Regions from separate parts of the Homo sapiens genome. Here all the other regions are linked to region 2. The links are chromatin loops, found by intact Hi-C in ENCODE. Cell type or tissue: ascending aorta. All regions are shown on one strand.

Region 1 (8,000 bases), 220 kb before region 2:
GGGTTCCCAACAAGCACCCCAGGTGACTCTGATACAGCAGCATGTGAAATGAAATTTGGAAGCCACTTAGATAAATAATCTAAAAATGGTTCAACTCAAGTTTCATGTTATCCAGAGTCTGGCCTGCCCCCAAAGAGAGGTAAATTATAATAATCCTTTCTATTTCTTTCCAAGAAAGAAAAAGTCTTGGTTCTGCAACCTTGTTGTCTTGGCAACATTTCTTGTTGAAGTCTGTATTTCATCACTCAAATCCTTGCACCACAAGAAAATACAAGGCACCTTTAGAATTCTGCGGCAGGGAGAACATTGTAATCCCCCCGGGGACAGGCTGCGACACTATGTTAATGGGCTGTGTGGAACAGTGCTCAACCTGGAAAGGACACCTGTTCCCTGAAAGGGGGCCTGTCACTGCCCCCAGGCATCTGGAGACAAGGTCAGCAGGGTGAAAACACACCCTGCTGGGGTTGAGGGGATAATGGTTCACATCTTTTGTGGCCTGACCCTGGGCATATCACCTGACGATCTTGAGCCTAGTTTTCCATCTGTAAACTGTTGGCTACAATGTTCAGATGCATTTTAATTAATTCTGAAACTATATAGTAACTGTCACTTATGGAAGACCTACTGATATGGTTTGGATATTTGTCCCCTCCAAATCTCGTGTTGAAAAGTGACTCCCAGTGTTGGAGGTGGGAGGTGTTTGGATCACGGAGGTGGCTCCCTCATGCATGGCTTAGCACCATCCTCTTGGTGATAAGTGAGTTCTTGCTCATTTAGTTCACCCAGTGTCTGATTGTTTTAAAAAGGCTGGGCCCTCCTCCTTGCTCTCTTGTTCCTGCTCTCACTATGTGATGTGCCTGCTCCTGCTTCACCTTCTACCATGATTATAAGCTTCCTGGGGTCCTCAGCAGAAGCCAAGCTGATGGTGGTGCCATGTTTGTACAGCTTGCAGAAACATGAGCCAAATAAACCTTTTTTCTTTATAAATCATCCAGCCTCAGGTATTTCTTTACAGAAATGCAAAAACAACCTAACACACCTACGAGAAGCAAAGTGTGGAAGTGTTCTCTCTAATATACGTGTGTGTGCACATGGTAGAAGGACCACTACTTATACCTATGAGTAAAAGCTTCTGAGTCCTCCATGAAGCTGAGCAGATGCTGGTACCATGCTTGTACAGCCTGCAGAACTGTGAGCCAAACAAACCTCTTTCTTTATAAATAACTCAGCCCCAGGTATTCCTTTACAGCAATGCAAAATGAACTAATACAATGCTCATACATGTAAGTATGCATACATGCGTGTGTATACACATATGAATGTGTGTGTGTGTTTTTCTCATCCTTACAATAGCCTCAAGGTTGTTGTTATTCCCATTTTTCTGGTATAGAAAGTGAGGCTCCAAGAAGGTAGGTATCTTCAGGCAGGTCTCAGTTCAAGGGGAGCTATTTGCCAGTATCTGTCCATGCATGTACTCTTTGACTCAGCTATTCTACTTGTAAGTAATCAGCAGTGCTCTAGTTTTCTATTGCTTCTGTAACAGATTGCCACAAATTTCGTGTTTAAAAAACCACAAAGTTATTATCTCACATTTCTATGGCTCAGAAAGCCAAATGGCTCAGCTGGTTTCTCTGCTTTGGATCCCACAAGGCTAAAGTCAAGGTGTTGGCTGACCAGGGCTCTTATCTAGAGGCCCTGTGAGGAATCCAGTTGCAGACTCATTCAGGTTATTGATAAAACTTGGTTCCAAGCAATCATAGCACTGAGGTCCCTGATCCCTTGCTGCTGCCAGCCAGGACTGTTTCTCAGTATCTGGAGGCTTCCCACACTCCCTGGCTCAAGGATCCTTCTTTTTCAAAGCCAGCCATGGTGAGTTGTCTTTCTCATGATTCAAATCTCTCTGGCATTCCCTCATCCCTCCTGCCTCCAGCTGGAGAAAGCTCTGTGCTTTGAAGGGCTGTCTTAGTCTGTCTGGGCTGATATAACAAAATACCTGAGACTTGGTAAAATAATTTGTAAACAACAGAAATTTATTGCTCACAGTTCTGGAGGCTGGGCAGTCCAAGGTCTTCCTTACCAGCAGATTCAGTGACTGGCCAGGGCCTGTTCCTCAGAAATGGTATCTTCTGTGTGTCCTCACGTGGTGGGAGGGGCAACCAAGTTCCCTCAGGCCTTTTTTTTTTTTTTTTTGAGACAGAGTCTCGCTCTGTCACCCAGGCTGGAGTGCAGTGGCCTGATCTCGGCTCACTGCAACCTCCACCTCCTGGGTTCAAGCGATTCTCCTGCCTCAGCCAGCTGGGACTACAGGCACATGCCACCAAGCCCAGCTAATTTTTTGTATTTTTACTAGAGAGGGGGTTTCACCATGTTGGTCAGAATGGTCTTGATCTCCTGACCTGGTGATCCACCCGCCTCGGCCTCTCAGTGCTGGGATTACAGGCATGAGCCACTGCGCCCAGCCGTCTCAGGCCTCTTTTACGAGGGCACTAACCCCAAGAGTGCTCTACCCTCATGACATCATCATATCCCAAAGGCTCCGCCTCTTAATACCATCACCTTGGGGAGTAGGTTTCAACATACGATTTAGGGGCCATGCGTATATTTAGACCATAACAAAGGCTCATGTTATGAGGCTGTTCATCCAGATAATCCTGGGTAACCTTGGTTTCTTAAGGTCTATAACCTTGATTCCATCTACATAATCCTTTTTGTCATATAACATAACATACTCAAAAGTTCCAGGGATTAGAACGTGAATATCTTTGGGGCAGTCATTTTGTACAAACTGCACTTAATGCAAAATGATATATCTACAAGAATAGTCATTGCTGTATTCATTGTAATAGTAAAATAATGAAAATAACCTAAATATGCATCAGGAAGTGAGTTTATACATTATGGTTTATATGACGGAATATACTATGCAGTTGTTAAAAAGAATGTGGCAGCTCTATATGAGTTTATATAAAAGGATCATGTTATTGGCTGGATGTGGTGGCTCACGTCTGTAATCCCAGCACTTTGGGAGGCCAAGGCAGGTGGATCACTTGAGGTCAGGAGTTCAAGACCAGCCTGGCCGACATGGCAAAACCCCATCTCTACTAAAAAAACACACACACACACGCACAAAAACTAGCCGGGCATGGTTGTGTGGGTGCCTGTAATCCAGCTACTTGGGAGGCTGAGGCGGGAGAATTGCATGAACTTGGAAGGCGCAGGTTGCAGTAAGCCAAGATTGCAACACTGCACTCCAGCCCAGGTGATGGAGTGAGACTCTGTTTCAAAAAAATAAATTATGTCATTGTATTTGGTGCAAAAAGGAAGAGTATAAATGCTACAATTTGTATTTGTGTCTATTTATATGCATCAATGCCATGCAACATTTTTGGAAAAGATGCACAAAAGACTATTGACCCCAGTAGCCTCCCAGGAGGGCAGATGGGAGACAGAGCTATCAAGCTAGAGGACAGAGCTATCAGGGCAAGGTACTGACGCTGGAGCCAGGCTGCCTCGCTCAGCTCCGCACTGTAGTGTGAGTTTGGGAAGGTGATCTCTTTGTGCATTAAACTCTTAATCTGTTAGTTTCACAATGTCTTTGTGCCTCAGTGTCCTCATCTGCAAATGGGAATGTTAATACCACTACTTGTTGTAAGGTTAAAAAAAAATTCATGCATATATGCAAAGGTTTAGTGTACAGCCTGACACAGAGTAAATGCCATAAAAGTATTTGCTATCATGATCTGTCCAAGAACACATAAGTGAATTATGGAGGGCTGAGGGGAGGTGGTGCCACATTGCTATGACCAGCGACTATCATGCAGAACTTTTGAGCCCTCCCTACTGTGAGGGTCCAGAGAGAAGGGGCAGTTACTCGCCCGAGTCACTCTGAGAAGTAGAGGTTAGGCCTTGGAAGCCAGGCCAGGCTGAGCAGGGTCTCCTGGCTTTAGATCTAGTGGTTCCTTTTTGAGACAGAGTTTCACTCTCTCACCTAGGCTGGAGGACAATGGTGCAATCATAGCTTACTGCAGCCCTGAACTCCTGGGCTCAAGTGATCCTCCTGCCTCAGCCTCCCAAAACGCTGGGATTAAAGGACCGAGCCACTGTGCCCAGCCGGGTCTAGTGGCTCTTCCATGGCCCCATCAGTGGCAAGAGTGGTCACCAGGGAAGCAGCACATCTCTGCCCTGTTGCTTGCTCACCAATAAGGTGAGAAATAAAGGCTTTAATAGGTGCGATAACAATTTTTAGGAGATGCCACCTCAACCCAGGGTCTGTTTTCTGTTCCTTCCCTATGTACTCCCCTTAAATCTCCAGACCCCATGATACGTGAGCTAGAGCTATTTGAATTGGGCCTTTAACCTCAGTTCATCTCTTGTTTTGCAGCTGTGAAATAGGAGAATTAATATTACCCAGTTTCCCTGAAAGAGGCCTGAGTCACTTTGGTTATGCACCATTTTCCAACGCTCTGAGAAGCAGCCTCAAAGAACTACAAGAACCTTTTTAGAAGCAGTTGCAACTGACTGCCAAGGAAAGTTCTGGGCCATAATTCTTTAACGAAAACATTCAGACCTTTCCATGATTAATCAAAAGGGAAATAAGGAAAAGGGAAATCATGAATTCGTACTAAATCGCTACACTTGGAGCAGACGCTGCCTCTTGGCAATTCTTTCTCAGCACTTGTTCTGCCAAAGGGAGAAAAGGAAATAATGCACTGAGAATTTCTTCCCCTCTCTTCTGTCTCCTGATCTCTTATTTTTTTTCTTCTAAAGGTCAAATGTATTTGCTGAGCTGCCTCGACAAATACCTGCCCTCCACTCAGAGGCTGAAATGTCATTGCTGAAAATGAGGAAATGGAGTGACAGTGGAAGAGCCGTGGAGTGCGGGCTCCTAGTGACCGGCCCCTGCTGGGACACCCACCCCATGCAGACTTTACTACAGCCTTCGCAGAAGCTAACACTGTAATCAAGGCTGCAGGATTTCTGCTCCCTTGCTTTCCCTCTCTTTTGACTACATATTTTATTTCAGCCCCGTGGTGAATTATTTATTCGGAGGGGAGGTGGGAGAAAGTGAGGAGAACTCAGCCCTTTGGGAATAATAAGAATATAAGAAGACACAGCGGCCTTTCTCAGCCGGGAAACAGGAAGCACAGGTCTCCTTTTTAAATCTAACTAAGGAACTGGTAGAGTCGGCGGATGCTTGTTGAGTGTGGCTTTTGTGATGCTTCCAGTATGTAGCAGCAATGTTCCCAGATGTAGCCAAGGCCCAAACCTGGGGGAACCGCATGCCAGTCAGAGGGGAGGCTCAACCTCCCTCACTGGACGGGAATGCCTCCTTTGTGAAACCCACTTGGTAGGGCTAAGGAAAGGCTTGGACTTTGCTGATGTGGTCACTTCTCAGCTCCCAAACAGAGTGGGATGTAGCATCTGAGTAAAGGCTTACCCTGGCTTCAGAGGAGCTAGATAGAGATTCAACCCAGGGCCAGGCTTGTTTCTAATTAAAGTGGGCTTACCTGTCCCCAGCACCTGCACAGGTAATGAGACTCACCCAACATGCCCACCACTGCTATATCAGGTACCTCTGTAATGCTCCATCAGAATAGTCTACAAGAGTTCACAGGTTGGGCATGGTGGCTCACACCTGTAATCCCAGCGCTTTGGGAGGCCAAAGTGGGACGATAGCTTGAGGCCAGAAGTTCAAGACCAACCTGAGGAACATAGCAAGACCCTGTCTCCATAAAAACTTAAAACTTAACTGGCATTATGGCATACACCTATAATCTCAGCTATTTGGGAAGCTGAGGTGGAAAGGATCGCTTGAGCCCAGAAGTTCAAAGTTAAAATGGGCTATGATTGCGTCGCTACACTCCAGCCAGAGCAACAGAGTGAGAATGTCAAAAAACAAAAAAAAAGAGTAACACAACTTCCAGAAACTCATATGCCTTAGGAGCCATGAGAGAAACTGCTTCCATTTGACACATGAGCAATGTCCAGTGCTACTTTGGGTCCCATTGCCAATGTTTGCCTAACATTAGTAAATCATTCCTGTTTACACCGGGGTTTTGCAGTTATTTTCTCTGGAAGTTCTGTGTTGTGGATTAGCTGGAAGGCAGCGGAGGATTGAGTCTGGGGAGCTCCTTATGAGACGCAAATAGCTGAAAGAGTGGGCAGACAGCCACAAAGCCCTCCTGCTCCTCCAGGGCTCGTTGGCCAAAGAAAAGTCATGTTCTGGCTACAAGTGACATCCAGAGAGCAATTTTACTTTTATTTCTACATTTTTACAATGTTCATTTTTTATTGACTAGGGAGATACAGTTTATGATTAAACAATATTGACTTGCCATAGAGTCATTCTGGTTGCATTCATTTTGGCATTGGATTACCTGGGATCAAATTCCCGCTCAGACATTTGCTAACTCTGCCATCTTCAGCACTTAATGTACATGAGCTCTCTAAACGTCCTAGCAACCCTGCAAGGCAGGCACAATGAGTATCCCCATTGCACAGACTGGACAACTAAAGCTTAGAATAAGTAAATGCATGAGCAGGCATTTGATCCTAGGCAGTCTGGTTCCAAAATGAACATAACCAGAATGGGTACTGAAATAGTTATGATTCTAAACACTCCCTGTGTCAGCCAGCTCCAGCTGCCATAACAAAGTGCCACAGATTGGGTGGCTTAAACAACAGACATTTATTTTTTCACAGTTCCAGAGGCTGGAAGTCTGAGATCAAGGTGTTGGCAGGGTTGGTTTCTCCTGAGGTCTCTCTCCTTGGCTCGCAGATGGCTGTCTTCTCCCTGTGTCCTCACGTGGTCTTCCCTCTGAATGTGTGAGCATCCCTGGGGGCTCTTTGTGTGTCCCCATCTTCTTACAAGGACACCAGACATACTGGACTAGGGCCCACTCCAATGATCTCATTTTAACTTGGTTACCTTTTTAAAGATCTTGTCTCCAAATATGGTCACATTCTGAGGTGCTGTATGTTGGGGCTTCAACACGTGAATTTTGGAGGGACATGATTCAGCCCCTCACACCCCCATTTCTCAGATGAGGAAACTGAGGCACGGAGCAGTTAGAGCATGCAGAACGTCAAAGGTAGAGCCAGCATTTAGACCTTGGGCAGACCAGTCCGAGGGTCCTGCTGCCAACTTCTACACCACAGTTTCCCAGGCTCGAGTGCAGGGGTCAGACCATTGCTTTACATCTTGAGACCATGATGCTGGCTGTTAGGAAACGAAGGTGCTGGGATTCAGGAGAGCTGGTAGAGTGCTAGCATCAGCGCCCTATGTCCAAGGCAAGAAAATAAAGGTAAATTGGAGATTGAGTGTCTGATCTCAGGTCTTGCAATACATCTGCAGAGAGAAGAGAAGTTTCTAGAAGGCAAGCCCTCTGGCTCTGATCCCTCCAAGGGAGCCTCTGCACTCTGGCCCTAAAACCTGGTCCCATTAAGTGCTCAGGCCTGGAGTCAGACAGAATGGGCTTCTATGTGCCTTGGGTAAACCACTTAACAATTTGAACCTCTGTTTCCTCAGTGAGAAACATACACAAGGCTGATGGTGAGTTTTCTGAGACGAGACATGTTTCCAGCACTCCCCACAACACCTGGCACATAGCAGGCTGTCCGTAACTGCAATCATGATTGGGGTCCCACCTCCCAGGCCCCCCTGCAGGTGCAGCAGGAGGAGCAAGGACACAGGTCATGCCCAGTCTGTGAGGAGGTGGCACCAGGCTGCAGCCATGAGTCTTAAGCTGAGCTACAATCTCCCCAGGAACAAGGAGATTGGAGCTCGATTCTACTCCTCCAGGTTGCAGGCAGAGCCAAATACACTGAGAGGCTTAACATTCCAGATTAATTCTTCCCTCCAGTGGTTTGCAAAAGCTGTGAGTTTGAAAAGAAACAAACTCAAACTTTGAGAGTAAGAGTAGGGAAGTGGGAGATGGTACTGTTTCAGACAAGGGTGGGGTTGGTGGACATTTCGCAACAAAGCCCCAGTGGCACAGGCT
Region 2 (8,000 bases):
TTCAGCTCTTTGAGAGGCTGAAGCAGGAGGATAGCTTGAGACCAACCTGGGCAATATAGTGAGACCCCATCTTAAAAAACAATTACTCTAGTGTGGTGGTGTGCACCTGTACTCCCAGCCGCTTGGGAGGCTGAAAGGGGAGGGTCACTCGAGCCCAGAAGTTTGTGGTTGCAGTGAGCTATGATCATGCTATTGCACTCTAGCCTGGGCAACAGAGTGAGACTCTATCTCTAAAAATAAAAAATTTTATTTACTCTGCATCACACTCCTGTAAAGTGGGTAGGGATGCTATACTTCTGATGATGTCGTATACCAGTTCCCAGAAGGCTCGGAACTCAGACCCCACTTCCAGAAAGTAGAAGAGTTGCACACAGGAGTCAGGTTCGGCAGGATGTGAGCTCAGTTTGCAGAGCAGAGGTTGTTTTTCTCATTTTTCACATTGTCGGTTGGAACATGTTTGGGGAGAGGCAGGCAGCTAGGATATCCCGGGGCCTCATAAGGCACCACCTTGTATCTAGAGAGCCTTAGTCCCCAGGGATTTTACAGTTACTAAGCCATGAAGTTTTATCACTTGTCTATGAGGCAGACGAGAAAGGTGAGCCACTTGCCTGAGTTCTAACAGGGCTCACTGGTGGAGGAATTGGAGCACTCTGTATCCTGGGCTCAGGGTTCTGTCTAACAGTTGTGGCTCCCTTACTGTCCGCTCTTCAGAGGGTCTTTCATACTCCCGGCTTTTAGGCATGAGTCTTGGCATGAGGCCTGAATGCACCTAAAAAATGGAAGAGATGGGTGTTGGTAACTTGCAGCCAAACAACCTCCTAAGGGAAGCTGGCCACACGTTGATGGGATGCTGAGAAATGGAGAAGAAATGGGGTTGTTTTTCTTTTTCCAGCTTCAGATTCTCGAAGAAAATGTATTGGAAGAGTGCACTCTATTTCTGTTCCCTTGGAACATTGCTGATGCCGTTCAGGAAGTGAGACTGCTTGTGTGTTCAGTCAGTGTGACATCTCTGCCTGTCAGTGTGACATCTCTGCCTGCTGTTGGAAGGGTGCTGGCAGGCTCAGCGAGATATACGAGATGTGGGGAGTGGGAAGTGGCCAGCAATAATGGCTCCTTGCTTAACGGGTCCCCCACCAACTCATCCCAGGTTGTAACTTGCATCTGATATGCACAGTTCACACCAAAGCCATGTCATTATTCATCAGCGTGCTTGTTTATGTTTTGTTTTTATTTTTTGTGTCTTTATAAAACCAACTTCTGGTTTCAACCACAGACCGTTCTTTTTCTTCCCTTGATATGTTTCCTCTTTTTTTTTGGTCTATTTCAGGCCTTCTCTCTGTCTGAATTAAAGAATGCATTGAGACTGGTATAAGTAGACTGTATTGATTTGACTGTAGAGATTTCGTTTGTGTCGATGTTGGCATCTCTGAAGGGCCCGTTTCAAGTCTCCTTTTCAAAGATCATTAGCAAACGTATTCTCAAAGCTTAACCCCTGAGTGGCTGCCCACATGTGTGGCTCAGTTTCCCCATCTGTAACTCTGGGTTATGGTTTGGGCAAAAGCACAATGATGCTAAATGAGTTGTGTGATTTGCTTTCTTTACTCTTTAGTCTTTTCTTTCTGCCATCATCCTGGGAATGCAGTGATGACCATGAGGATCGTCTTTGTTGTCAAGAAACTGTAGTCTTCCCGGAGAGGCAGACAAGGAAACAGGCAATTACGTAGCCTAGTAAGGATAACCTAACCACCTCTAGACCATTTACAACAGAGCTCTGTTCTTTCTATTTTAGACCTGTTTGTGAGTTTCTGTTATTTTCTTAGTAGACTGGCCCTTTTATCATTATGAAATGCACTTCTTGTCAGTGGTAATGCTTCTTGTTTTACAATATCAGTAGAGCTGCACCATCTTTCTTTGGTTTCATGTTTTTGCATGGTATACATTTTCCCATGCTTTCACTTTCAAACTTTTTATGTCCTTATATTTAAAGTGTATCTTCTGTAAGTAGCCTATAGTTGGATTTTGGACTTTCATCTGCTGTGACAATCTTTATCTTTTATATGGTGTATTTAGTTCTTTTACATTTAATGTAAGTACTAGTTTATTGGGGTTTAACACCAACATCTCACTGGTTGTGTTCTCTTAGTTCCACCTGCTTTGTGTTTCTTTTTCCCTTGCATCCTCCTACGTTTTTTCTTCTCTGTTGGTTTGCTAAATTCTTGACTAGTAAGTCCACATGTAGAGCCTAATGTAAATGAATAATTTTATTACTTCTTAGACAATGCACAGACCTTCTAATAATTTACCTTCCACTTACCTTCAGCCCTTTGTGCTCTTGTTGTCATTTAGCTTAATTCTTTCTTTATAAACTCTATAGGATATCTTTTATTGTTTTATGCAGTAAATATCCTTTTGATTTATTCACATATTTATATTCCCATTGCTCCTCATTTCTTATATTTCTATTTTTCTACCTAAGACCATATTCCTTCTGTATTTCATTAGTATTTCTATTAGTCCCAGTATGTTGGCAATGAATTGTATCCTTTTGTTTGTCTGAAAACATCTTAACTTTACTTTTTTTTTTTTTTGAGACGGAGTCTCGCTCATGTTGCCCAGGCTGGAGTGCAGTGGTGTGATCTAAGCTCACTGCAACCTCCGCCTCCCCAGTTCAAGTGATTCTCCTGCCTCAGCTTCCCAAGTAACTGGGATTACAGGCACCCACCACCATACCTGGCCAATTTTGTATTTTTAGTAGAGACTAGGCTTCACCATGTTGGCCAGGCCGGTCTTGAACTCCTGACCTCAAGCCATCTGCCCACCCCAGCCTCCCAAAGTGCTGGGATTACAGGTGTGAGCCACCACGCCCGGCTTACTTTTGTTTTTGAAGAGTCTTTTCACTGACTGTGAAATTCTGGGTTGACAGTGACTGTCAGCACCTTTACGTTGTCTTTCAGTTGTCTTCTGTTTTTTGTTGTTTCTGGCGAAATGTCTACCGTTAGTCTTGTTCTTTTTGAAGACATTTGACTTTTCCTTCCAGCTGCCTTTTCAGATATTTCTTTTTTTCAGCAATTTTGCCATAATATGCCTAGCAGTTGTTTTCCTTGTGCTGAACCTGTTTGGGATTTGTGGAATTTCCTGACTCTTGAGCTTCATGCCTTGTCAGTTTTGCCATGCTGCAGTTCTGTCTCCTCTTCCTCTGAGACCCTAATTTCATCTTTGTTAGATAATTCTGCGTTTCCTCTGTCCCTCATAAGCTCTTTTCTGTACTTTTTATTCTTTTTGATTCCCTGTGTCTCAGTCTGGATATATTTCTGTTGGCCTGCTTCCTGTTCATTGATCCTTTCCTCTGCTCTGTCTAGTCTGCTTTTAAATCCACTGCTGAATTCTTCATTTCAGTGATTGTGTTTTGTTGTGTATGAATAAATACCGAGATATTTCAGGGCTCTCACTGACTTTTTCCTCCAAAGAGGATTTAGTTTTGTTCTCTGGCAGGCAGTTAAAATAGGGCAGGTCACCTTAATCAAGTCTGGAATTGAGCTGGTATAAAGCTGGGTTTCGGTCTTTTGTGAGAGAGCTGGTGAGTTTCCAGTTCTCTTTTGCCACTAGGAAGTAGCCCTGTGGGATTCGACCTGGAAGTCTGGGATATGTATCAGAGCCCAGTTTCCTCAGCAAGCCCTGAAGTCCATTTCTGGCCTCCACAGCTCCACAGCACCTCCAGAAGCTTTCACTTGGCTCTGCACCTACAAGACCATCGCTTCTGCTCGGCTCAGTCGGCCGTTTGGCTCTATGCCGTTTGAGGGGAAGAGGATCAGAGAATGTTGGCCTTCCTCTCTAGGTGCTTCTCCTTTCTGGAAACCTGACCTCACACCTGGCTGCTTTGCTAGCTCTCTAGTGCCTTCAAATAGATTCTTCAGTGTATTTCATCCCGAATTTCTGGTTGCTTTTAGTGAGTAGGTTGGTCTACAGCAAGGAACTTTACTGTCACTGGAAGCAGGAAAAACACCTGAGTGTTTTATTTGGAATTCAAATCCACTCTGAATTTGGCAGTTTATAAATTTTGCCCTGAGCAATAATGTCTATCTCGAAGGAGAGTAAATGGAAATACAGGCTTGAAGTTGGGATGTGTTGCTTTTATTAATAGCTCAACCAGCTGTTAGCTCCCAGACTGAGGTTAAAATAATCTCTGTAAACCCTGGGTTTCTTATCTGTAAAACAATAATCATGCTTGCCTGGCCTGTCTTACAGCATTTTTATTAGGCTCAGATGTACACATAAACTACATACATTAATTACACAAATTCAGGACATTAATATAGTGACTAGTGGCTTGTATATATATCAGCTTTAAGTAAAGAATGAACTGTTATTTTGTTACACTTTGCTCTCAAAATGTGTGTGACATGGCTGGCAGACTTTCAGCTTCCAGTATGTGAATGCCTCTGTCACACTGAGATGGTATTGGATTGTTTTATCATAGAACCAAAAACAGTTGTGGAAATAGCTGTGAAGCAGTGATCCTACCTATTTCAGAAAGAAATTAGACCAGGAAAAATGGAGTCAACAGAGTTTTGCTTGATAAATGAGATCAATCTTCGAGTCCTAACAAACTGTCCTACTTCAACTATCCATTTAAAACCCATCACTTTGCCCCCCGTCGTGGAACCATGAAACTGAAAGAACAACTTTCTTTTTCAGTGGAAGGGTTTTGTATATTTTAGGAAACAGTCAAAATACTGTAAAATTTATTTTAACTTTTTTTGTCATTTAGGCTACGTATTTCACTTGAATATGGTTTCGGAGATTACTTGTGATGTTTCTAATGAACTTAAAAGAAGCAGCATTGTCAGTTTATGGTACATTCATTATTAAGTCAAAACACCGATCTGTTCACTGGTGTAACTGACAATTCACATATACTTTGGAGTTGTCTCACCCCGTTGCCCAAGCTGGAGTACAGAGATGTGATCATAGCTCACCGTAACAAACTCCTGGGCTCAAGCCATCCCCCTGAGTAGCTAAGACTACAGGTGTGCGCCACTGTACTCAGCTGATTTAAAAAATTGTTTAGTAGAGATGGGGTGTTGCTATGTTGCCCACACTGGCCTCAAACCCCTGACCTCAAGTGATCCTCTTGCCTTTACCTCCCAAAGTGCTGGGTTTACAGGCATGAGCCACCATGCCTGGCCTGTACTCTGGAGTTGTTAAATGTTAATGGTAGAACCTATGAGGGCCCATAATCTCCACTGCCATCTGTAAAATTTAAAGTTCAGACTTTTATAGTAACGACTATCTTAACTATATTGAATAAGCCATGATTTTCTTCATCTGACAATAATGTGAGAAAATCCACACCTCTTTGGAAATTCAAGTTATTTAAAAAAGGAAATATCCCAATAGGAATATTGTACTTGGATTTAAAGTTTTATATTCACTGAAGATTTATTTTTATTCTTGGATTTATGCATTTATTTAGCAAAGATTTGAGTGCTAACTACATGACAGGTGTTTTTCTGGTCACTGGGGAAACAGCTGTGAACAAAACATTAAAAAAAAACTCTGCCGTCATAGAGCTCACATTAAGAGGATGGGGGAGAAAACAATAAAATAAATCATTAATTATGTGGTTTTTAAAAAGCATGTTAAATACAGAAGAGAAAAAAAAAGCGGTGGAGGTTAGGAGTGTGAAAGAGTCAAGGGTTTTAGTACTAAACAGGTGATCAGGGAAGATCTCACTGACAGGAAGGTGTTTAGGCAAAGACCTGAGGGAAGGGACGAGGGAGTGTGCGTTTGAATAACTGGGAAGAGAGTTCTCATCAGGGGAGGTGGCAAGGGCAAAGGCCCCAAAGAGGTAGTGTGCCAGGCCTATCTAAAGGACAGCAGGAAGCCAGAGTCGCTAGGCAGGTGGCCATGAGGAAGAGTAGAAAGAGGTGAGGTCTGAGAGGAGTCAAGGCACCAAGCCCTAGGAGCCTGGAGGCGCATGGTAAGGGCATTGGCTTTGTCTCTGTCATAGTCCGTTTTGTGCTGCTATAACAAAATACCTGAGACTGGGTAACTTACAAAGAACAGAAGTTTACTTCTTATAGTATGGAGGTTGGGAAGTCCAAGATCTTTAAGCTGGCAGGGCTCACATTGTCTGGTGAGAATCTGGTTTCTGCTTTCAAGATGGCGCCAAGAACAGTGGATCTTCCAGAGGGGACAAATGCTGTATCCTCACATGGCAGAAGGCAGAAAGGCAAAAAAGGGACAAACTCCCTTCATTAAGCCCTTTTAAAGGGTCTTCATTCCTTTCACAAAGGAAAAGCCCTCATTATCTAATCACCTCTTAAAGGTTCTGTCACCACTACATTGGCTGTTAAGTTGCAACACCTGAATTTTGGAAGAGACTCATTCAAACTGTAGCAGCCATTGAGTGAGATGGAAGCCATTGTAGGTTTGGGAGCAGAGGAACAGCATGACCTGAATTAGGCCTCTAAAGGGTCAGTTTTTTAAAAGGTTGCTGTGATAAGACCAGGTTTACTGGGGGTGGGGTGGGAAATACAAGGCCAGAAGCAGAGAAACCTGTTGCCGTGATCCAGCCAAGATGACAGTGGCTAAGAACAGGGGACTAACAATGGAGGTGGTGAGAGGTGGTTGGATTCTGGATGCCTTTGGAAGGTAGAGATGACAAGATATGCTGAATCGGATGTGGAATGTGAAGAAGAGAGGGCTGAAGGATGCCACTGAGTTTCTTAACCAAGCAACTTGAAGAATGGACTTGTCCTTTGCTGAGCAGGGAGCAGTACAACCTCCTGGTTAAGGTGTGGATGCTGGCACCAGGTCTCCCATGTTGGAATCCCAGTTATCCCTTTAGCAGCTGCACGATCTTGGCGTGTCAGTTAGCTCCTTCGTGATATAAGTTAAGGGTGATGATAATACTCATCTTATGGGCTGCCGTGTGAGGACTAAATGGGTTAACACCTGTAAGTGACTTAGCACAGTGGCTGGCACATAGTCAGTACTAAACGAATACTAGCTGCTATTCAGGAAGCATTGCTGGAAAGATTAGGAGGGAAGTTTTCATCCAAGTGGAACTGTCCAGTAGGTGGATGAAGATATACAAAAATCTGGAATTCAGGAGGCAAGCCTGGGGAGAAGTTACACAGTTGAGATTGTCAATGTTTATGGATGGTTTTAAAATCACTTTGTTATCTATCCCTGAATGTGTATTTTTAAATGTGGAGGTATTTCTGGTTACCAAAATAGGCTTAAAGCAGGAGTCCCCAACCCCTAAGCCGTGGACCAGTGGTGACACATGGCCTGTTAGGAACCAGGCCACGCAGCAGGACGTGAGCAGTGGATGAGCAAACATTACCGCCTGAGCTCCGCCTCCTGTCAGATCAGCATGGGCATTAGATTCTCATAGGAGCACGAACCCTATTGTGAACTGCACATGCAAGGGATCTGGGTTGTGTGCTCCTTATTAGAATCTAATGCCTGATGATCTGAGGTGGAACAGTTTCATCCCAAACCATCTCCCCTCTCCACCATCTGTAGAAAAATTGTCTTCCATGAAACTGTTCCTTGGTGCCAAAAAGGTTGGGGACCGCTGGCTTAAGGGACACTGGGTTTGTTATCTGTTGCCTCTTCTTTATGATGATGATTGAATTTCCTCTGGCATCTTTGCCATGGCCCTTTAAACCAAATCTTTTTTATTCTTGGTAATTCTTTAAGTGCAAAGGCCAAGGTACTTGTTCTTGATATTCACATATAAGTGTCACCTGTTGAAGTTGGAAAATTCCCCGTATGTTGCTCTGGGCTAGAATAAAGCAATGCCCTGGTTGCCTAATTCTGCTTGGCCAACGTGTACTGGCGCGTGGGACCATGAGCTGCCCAAGTGGCCTTGGTGGCTTTCTGTTCTGGCATCCCTCTCAAATTAACCCCTTCCTCTCATTGCCACTCTTGGTCCAGTCCCTTGTCCTCCCTTCTGAGTCACTGGACCTGCCTACTCAGATCTCTCAGTA
Region 3 (8,000 bases), 110 kb before region 2:
GATGCATGACTGGATATACACATACACATATGTGTATGCCTGTATAGATGCGTGTATTCTACATACTCCTAAATGTGTCATATGGCAAGGGTGCCTCATTGTAATTCTGGCTTTTTCCATAAATGTTAAACAAGCATCTTCTCCCACCGCCAGTCCTTTTCTTCCTTCAAGGGGACAGGGCCTCTGGAGCTTATGCCCAGCTCCTGTCGGATGCCCCCGTGTTCTGGTCACTCGTGTGCCCGTCTCTTCACACTCAGTTTTCCCACCCCTGAGCACCTCAGGTGCCAAGGTGTGTTTGTTGAACTGAAATTCTTAAGCCTGCTGAGTACATTCTCAGTTTGTCAAGACAGATAAACAAATACCTTTTTTAGATGATTTAAAAGATTCTTGACACAGTCCCAGTGGTGTTTTAACAACTTTTCAGGTCCTGATCAGCCAAACTCTGGGCCAAAAGTAAATGTTTAATAAACAACATAAGAGTGATGGAGGAAAAATGTATCTTAAGTGGAACTGTGTGTTCTGTAAATCTATGACAGATTACTGTTCCTGCTTTTGTTGTGTATAATTATTCTTGTTCCTCCTGAGAATTGCCCTCTCTTTCATCATGAAACGTATAAGATGGCCTCCTCCTCTGGTAATTTGGAGCAATTGGCCTGGGAGAGGATTGATGTGTAGTAAGGACAGTCCGTAGGAGAGATTTAGTGGGGGCAGTTTCCTTATCTTCTATTCTGTCCCTTTGCCAGACAGAAGCACAAAAAGTAGTTGGACTGAAAATGCTGCTTCCTAAAATTAGCTCTCCTCTTTGTTTTCCGAATGGTTTTACTGGTTGATGCGGGCACAATTTGCCCTTCTTGGGGAGCCTTCTGCATTGTGTAAAGTGCAAAGACACATCTATCAGAGAAGCTAATTTTAGGTGCTAGTAAGTTTTAAGGGCATGCAAAGCTCAAAACTTTGCCTGTTCTCTTGGAAGAAGATTTTTCCCTCCTGAAAAACAAGCTTCCTTTCAAAGTCAGAAAAGGGGAGCTTAGACGAAGCCCCAGGAGGGCAGGTATGTCTTGTTCACTGCAGTCTCCAGTGCCTTGCGAGGGCCCGGCATGCTGAGCGCTCAGTAACCCTTGGCCTAATGTACAGTTTTTCATTCTGTGAATCAGGAATAGAGCAACATAAGGGGAGCTTCTGCTTGAGACAGCAATGGCAGCATCAAAATAAACGTGGCAATTTTGGTCTTCAAGAGTGAAGTTGTGTCTCTGAAATTGTAAGCCCAAATGGATCATTTCCTTTTTTAGGTTTTAGAATTCCAGGTTTATTTTCTGGAAGAGCTTGCAGCAGATGGGCTTCTGTAGGGGAACGTTTATACCTTGGGGGTTCCGTTTCGAGAGTCCTTGATTTATTATTGTTTACAAATGGTGGTTGGAAATTGTTCATTGATTTGACATAAAGCTGCCCAGGCTTATTGTAAAAACACCTCTGCATCCAATTAGAATGACAGACACTTAGTGTGATGACTCAGGACAGTTGATGGCCTTAAAAAAAAAGCGAACAGATTAAATCACTCTCTGTTTTTTCATAGCCATTGATGGAAACAGATTCTGTGGGGTAAATAACAGAGTCTTGGGTGGTGGAAAGGTTGAAGATGTCCAGTAGTTGTGGCAGGGCAAGGATGGAGGACTTTTTCTTTGCAGGGGCAGTGGAGAGGCGGGGCCATGGGTGAAGACTGGAGAATACTCAGAAGGTAGCATGGACGAGAGTGTTGTTTGATGACTCTGCATGTGACCAGTAGTGACATTTTACTCACTGAGGCTCATATTGAGGTTAAGCCCGAGGTCCATTGGCCTTGCTGAGATCGTGTTTAGAACACAGCACTGTGCAGTAAGAGACTCCTATAACTCTATCAAATTTGCATTTGGAGGAATTGTAAAGAGCCTCTGTTACCTCCTAGGTGAGGCAGTCCAGGAAAACAGTTGCTAGAAGGAGCTATCTGCAGAAATAGACAGTTGTGGTCCTTTCATGTTTTAATAATTGTTCCCTGGATTTCAAGGAGTCAGTCCAAAATCCCCGTAATAGATTTTAGTAACGTTCATGGAATCTCAGTTTGCACATCATGAGACCTTTAGTGTGGTGTTTACTGTCTTCACCTTAATATACTTTGTATCCATGAGCAACCTTGCTACAGTCATGCAAAGATGATTATTTTTTATTCAGCAATAATTAGCCACAGTGTTGAGCACCCAGATGCCTTCCTGCAGCAGCCCCCCTTTTCTCCCCAGCCAACATCTGCAACTGTGAACAGATTTCCATCTTCAGCCTTGGTGGTTGGAAAGAAATGTAAGTCACCTTTTTTTCTGGTTGGTTCTGGGGCAGATGCCACCAGGCTGCAGAGGCAGTCTGTGTCTGTGGGGCTCACCAGGGCATGAGTTCTGCTCCCAGGAAAGAGATTCTTGCAGGATTTTGTCTGTGGTTCTAAGGAGACAAGTAGGTGGCACACAAAAACAGAAAATGAAAGAACCCATCCCTCCAAAACCACACACACAAAGCCAAAAGGAAAAAAAAAAAGCACATAATTATCATGTAGGCACTGTTGCAGCTAACCCTGATTTTGGCCTCAATTCTGAAACAAGTTAGCTGGTTTAGACAAACCCCTTATTAGGTAATGGATTGTTATTCATTCCTCCCCTTCTCCTAGTCATTTACTCCGTGAGAGCTGCTCCTACCTGACCTTCCACTGATTTTGGTAGCAGCATCTCCCAGAGCGACTGTTTCCTTCTTCAGCAGTGTTCCTTACTCAGGGTGTAAGATCTTAACCCCACAGAGCCCCGTATCAGGTTTAATTAACTAATTGATTCAGCTTGTGCTTACTGAGTGCGAGGCAGTCATGTGCTTCTGTTTGGTAAATGGCTTCATTTTCCCTCTAACTCCTGAGCGTCCTGAAGCTTCTCTTATGGTTCTCTCCAAAGGAGTCAGCAGGCTGGCTCTGCAAGGGTCAGTAGGTTCTGGGGTGGTGGGGGGCCGAGGGAGGCAGGGAGGTTGGCTCTGTCTTTATTTGGCATAGAGCTCCCCGAACAGGGTCTCTCCTCCTTTCTCCAAAGGTTAATGGAACCACTATCTTAAAAAGCTGAAATCTTATCTTCTGGGGTATTTGGGTAGAGAAGGCTAGGGAATCCCTTTTCCATGGTGGTGCAGTAGGTTCTCAGAACCAGCTGGTGGGCCTCAAAGAGAGGCGGCTGTATTTTAGCCTGATAATCTTGATTCCTGGTTTCCTGGCTCTGTAGCATCAGAAATGGGAAGCTTTAAAAGCCGTGCCTTGTTGGATGCACCGAGTCATAAAATAAATGTGATGTGCTGGGTGGGGGAAATGCGGGAGGAGGGAAACAGGTGGTTGGAGCTGCTTCGTGATGGCCGCCCACCCTGGCTCTCCTTTCTTAATAGGCTTCAGAAATCCTGGAATGCGTAATTCACCAGCTCACAGAGTTCCACCCATGTCCCCAGTGGCTTCAAAATGTAAATGACATTTGCAGTGCTGGGAGGTAGGAGGGCGATCCCGTTCCTTCCCTGGATCTCAGTCGCAGAGGTGCTGGCTCATGTGCCTGAGTGCAGCGGCTGGCCCGTCATTACTGGTCTTTGCAGGAAGCCACTCTGAAGGCACCTGGGCCCTTGCCAGGCTGAGTCACAGCTGACTTAGGGAAATGCCACACAGGACGCTTGCAGTCCCCCCGTTCTAAGCGTAGGTTTTGCAACTGCATACTCGGAAAATGAATCAGAGTGGGGGAAAGTGTCAGAGAAACAGCAGAAATGGAATGTAGGCAGGAGGGCCACAGTGGCGCTGTGGATTCAGACCACACCTTCGGCTCTGTTTGGGGCCCTTCCTGTAAGGAGCGTACTGATGCCAGAGGCTGGGGGTGTGGAAGGGAAGCTGCTGTGCTGTTAGATCCATTCTGCTATTTAGCCAGCCTTCCTTTTCCCAGCTGGCACAGACAGGATGTGTTAGAGAGGTGCTCAGACCTCCTTTCAGAGCAACTGAATCATTCTCCAGGAGGGACAGGGAGTCTGAAATGCAAACAGGTTCCCAGGGTTATTGAAGAGCAGCCAAACTGAACACCCACTGCTCTGTGGACTCAAGCTGGTTTTAGACATTGTTTGGTCAGGACCAGAGCCGAGCTCTGGGGCCCACTGGGGGCTCTTGTCGCACCATATCATTGATTCTACAATGCACATTTCCCCCGCCTCTCATGTTTTAACATGTCTGAAATCAGGATGCATCTTCCATGGATGGTGTTTCAGGGTTTCATTGATCGTGTTTTTCTTCCTGAGTGGCACACAAAATTAATGGTGCTCCCTAGAGTTGATGGTCCCTGCGGTTCAGTGAACCGTGTTGCTCTTGTGTAAGCTCCTGTGGGAACATAGAGTCTCTGTGTCCCACCTTCTTCCTCGCAGTGGTCAGCACGGATGAGGTGGGAGTTGCATAAATGTCAGCATTCGAAAGTGAGGGCGTCTGTCGGTGCTGTCTCACTGTGGGGCTTCAGAGAACGTGAGCACCTGTGTTTGCATTCTCCATCAAGGTTCATGTCCTGTTGGCTCATAAGCATGATTATATCCATTATACAAACTGGGGCACAGGCACCCAGAGAGAAGTCAAAAGACTTGTTCAAGATGGACAACTAGGAAGTGGTGGGGACAGACCAGTCCTGTCTGATGCCAGATCCAGCGCTGTATCTGCCAGTCAGCATGCACACTTTCATCTCTCCAGCCTCTTCCCACTCACCTTTACTCAACATTTCTGGGCCTCCATAGTGATTGTAGTAATTCGGTAAAGATGATTCATTTCTTTAGTCCGGTCTTCGGACTTGACTTCTTAGAAGCAGGTCTTGTGCAATAGTTGCATATTAACCACTTGGTGACACAGTGCATGAGGGTATGCCAACTCTTTTTGCTCATGGCCGTGCAGTGCAGAATTTCCAGGCATTGTCCGCTCTGTTTCCTGGACTTCGGAGTGATAGCAAAGTTTTGTATTCCCTGATCAGCTGTGTATCTCTGAGCAGCAAGTTGATCTCTCTGTATAAGGGTGACTGTGCCCATGGAGGATGGCATGCAATTGCCTAAAGATTTCAGTCTGAGAATCTGAGAAACGATACTGAATGGAGATGACAGGCTTAGTGCCTGCTTCCAGGAGCCATGCCTCCTCCTGGCCTGGAATGAATACCTAAACACCTGAGGCTCTGAGTTCCGGCAGTGTGCTGAAACTGCTGTTGGTCTGGCCCACTGACCCGGAAACCCAGCCACCTGAGGTTGTGACTTTAGGGCTTCTAGTTTTGTATTTAGCTTTAATTCCATCTGTGAGGCAGTGGAGACTGTTCATTTTATTTTACATCAAAGGCTTTTGGAGGTTGAGATGGGAACAGGATGATAGAACAGTAATGCATAATTATGGAGCATTTGCTGTATGGCAGGCATTCGTAAGAGTGCATTTGTTGATATTATTGTTTGGCCTCTCCTGTCATTAGCCCTAAGCAGCTACACTTGCTAAGCTCTGTGCTAAGGCTGCAGTAAGCAGGCAGGCAGTGCGTGCTGGTGAGCTTGGGCAGTGCTGGAGTGTGTCTTGCCCAGTGTGGGGATGAACATACACCCTTTCATGCTCACAGGTGCCTTAGCCTGGATGATAATGTTTAAGTTCATTCTGTTTATATGCACCGTGTCATTAAACAATGCTGTGAAAAGGGCACTATTATTTCCCCCATATTTTCAGTGATAAGGCAGAGGCCCATGGGCTCCTTGTAGCAATGGAGGCATTCCTTGAGGATCCAGGCAATCTGACTCCCGAGTCCCGGGGCTGGACAGAAGGAAGCTGGCTCCGAGAGCTAGACTGCAGTGCAGAGGAATTCCACGCTCCGCAGGTGCTGTCTTCAGAAGTTGCATCTCGTCAGCAGGATGAGTGCTTTTGGAATAGACAATCTTAAATGTCATAGTGAGGTGACTTGCAGAGATAAGGAAGGACGCCAGCCTCAGGCACTGACTGATGAATCCAGATGGTGACTTCCTCCTTGCAGGAGAATCAGCCACTTACACAGACTGGGAGGGATTCTACTGAGGGAAAAAATGAATTCGCAGCCAGGGACAGTGGCTCATGCCTGTAATTCCAGCACTTTAGGAGGCTGAGGAGGCAGGAGGATCACTTGAGCCCAGGAGTTCGAGACCAGCCTGGGCAACAGAGCAAGATCCTGTCTCTACAAAAACAGAACAAACCAACAATTAGCCAAGTGTGGTGGCACACACCTGTAGTCCCACCTACTCGGGAGGCTGAGACGGGAGCATTGCTTAAGCCTAGGAGTTTGAGGCTGCAGTGAGCTATGATTGTGCCACTGTACTCCAACCTGGGTGACAGAGCAAGAATGTTAAAAAAAAAAAATTCTCATTTCTTCTCATGGACTTTGTGTGTGTGTGTGTGTGTGTGTGTGTGTGTGTGGTTGGTTGGTTGGTTTAAGCCATGGATTAAAGAAAGGAGAACTATTTCCTGTGACTAAAAGTGGTTTACATATTGGTGCTTTAGCAGGAATTTTGGAGGGTGGCTTAAGTGAATAATTAAAACAGAAATCTTCCTAGACGATGTTTATCACACTCAAGACATTAAAAATTAGAGTCAAGGGACTGCTAAGACTTGGGGTGCTGGTGGGTGAGGCTGCCTTTCAGGGAGGCCATGCTGTGAGTTGAGAATCCTAGGCCACCTTGCCTGCACTGCCAGCTTTGCAGCTGTGGGCACATCTGGATCCCCATTTCTGTGCGGGTGCAGACAGGTGAATGTTACCTGCGTGCATCATAAAATGCTGTGAAAGGGGTCACAGGTATTGCCCAGGCTTGGGCAGACTCATTCATAGGGCTCACTGGCTTGCATGAGAAGGGATGCTGGGCACGGTAAACACAGAAGGAGAAGGCAGGCTCTGCTGCCAGGAGCTTGCACCCTGAGCCACGTGGAACTGGTTTGCCTGTGAAGCAATAGGCACAGTCCTGAAAGAGCACAGTCCTGAAAGAGCACTTCTAATTGGGCATACAAGCAAGCTCATAATAAAGTTCTCCTAGGAAGTTTTCCTCATGTTTTGAAGATGATACACTTAGTCCCTGACTGGGGATGGTTTCGCTTACACTTTTTCAACTTTACGATGGTGTGAAAGTGATACACGTTCAGTACGTTCCTCAATTAACAATGAAGCTATGTCCCGATAAACCCATCATAAGTTGAAAATATCCTAAGTCCATAATGCACTTCTGATATAATGGTATTTTCAACTTACAGTGGCTTTACCAAGATGTGGCGCATTGTAAGTCGAGGAGCATCCATCCCTGATGGGATATATAAGGATGAGATTTATGCACAGATGTTCCTCAGCTTATGATGGGATCATGTCCCAGTAAAGACACTGTAAGTTGGAAACATCTGAAGTCGAAAATGCATTTGATATACCTAAGCTATCAAGCATCATAGCTTAGCCTCACCTGCCTTCATTGTGCTCAGAGCACTTAAACGTTAGCCTGCAATTGGGCAAGTCATATCCAAACAATGCTGACAGCACCGCACACTGTAGGGTATCAGTTGTTTAACTTCGTGACCGTGTGGCTGACTGAGAGCTGTGAATCACTGACATTGCCCGGCATTGTCAGAGACTATCCGACCGCATATCGCTAGCCCAGGATAAGAGCAGAATTCCAGATTTGAAGTACAGTTTCTACTGAAGGCATATTGCTTTCGCACCATCGTGAAGTCAGAATTGTTAAGTCGAGCCATGGTAAGTTGGAGACCATCTGAATAACAGGATGAGATGTAGAGCAGGATATATATGTTAGAAACAAAGTTTCGCGAACAGTGCAAACGTTTTCTAGATGGACTATCCTACTCTTCTCTATCTCATTAAACACTTTGCTGGCAGCAACTCACTGAGTTGAATTCCCGCTCCACCAGTAGCCTCCCCTGGGCGTTGGAAGGCTCTGCCCTCTGATGGGGGTCTCCCTGGGAG

What was found. Hi-C counts contacts between places; a loop is a spot of excess contacts. Peaks named below come from ENCODE experiments on the same cell type or tissue, not always from the same donor. Only the 100,000 strongest peaks of a DNase experiment are listed, where the experiment ranks them.
Region 1: a loop joins it to region 2, with 3 times the contacts of the local background. A loop is called at or near these places in 3 of 110 quality-filtered maps.
Region 3: it touches region 2 in a loop (2.9-fold over the local background); 13 of 110 quality-filtered maps call a loop at or near these places.

Annotation. Positions count from the first base shown.
Region 1 is chr1:229,994,620-230,002,619 of GRCh38, forward strand. No RefSeq gene overlaps it. Among named protein-coding and RNA genes, the nearest start is that of LINC01736, 4.1 kb to the right of the region's middle. In ascending aorta, no CTCF peak of the experiment used is centred here; a DNase peak (open chromatin) is centred at 4,496; H3K4me3 peaks cover 576 bases; H3K27ac peaks cover 3,260 bases.
Region 2 is chr1:230,211,542-230,219,541 of GRCh38, forward strand. The region is part of intron 3 of GALNT2 (polypeptide N-acetylgalactosaminyltransferase 2); the gene reads left to right. Among named protein-coding and RNA genes, the nearest start is that of GALNT2, 150 kb to the left of the region's middle. In ascending aorta, a CTCF peak has its summit at 3,731; DNase peaks (open chromatin) are centred at 400 and 3,700; H3K4me3 peaks cover 965 bases; H3K27ac peaks cover 8,000 bases.
Region 3 is chr1:230,101,188-230,109,187 of GRCh38, forward strand. All of the region lies in intron 1 of GALNT2 (polypeptide N-acetylgalactosaminyltransferase 2), which reads left to right. Among named protein-coding and RNA genes, the nearest start is that of GALNT2, 38 kb to the left of the region's middle. RefSeq lists enhancers at 3,240-4,439, 3,811-4,532, 4,499-4,568. In ascending aorta, CTCF peaks have their summits at 3,466 and 3,780; DNase peaks (open chromatin) are centred at 3,654 and 4,814; H3K4me3 peaks cover 1,565 bases; H3K27ac peaks cover 4,495 bases.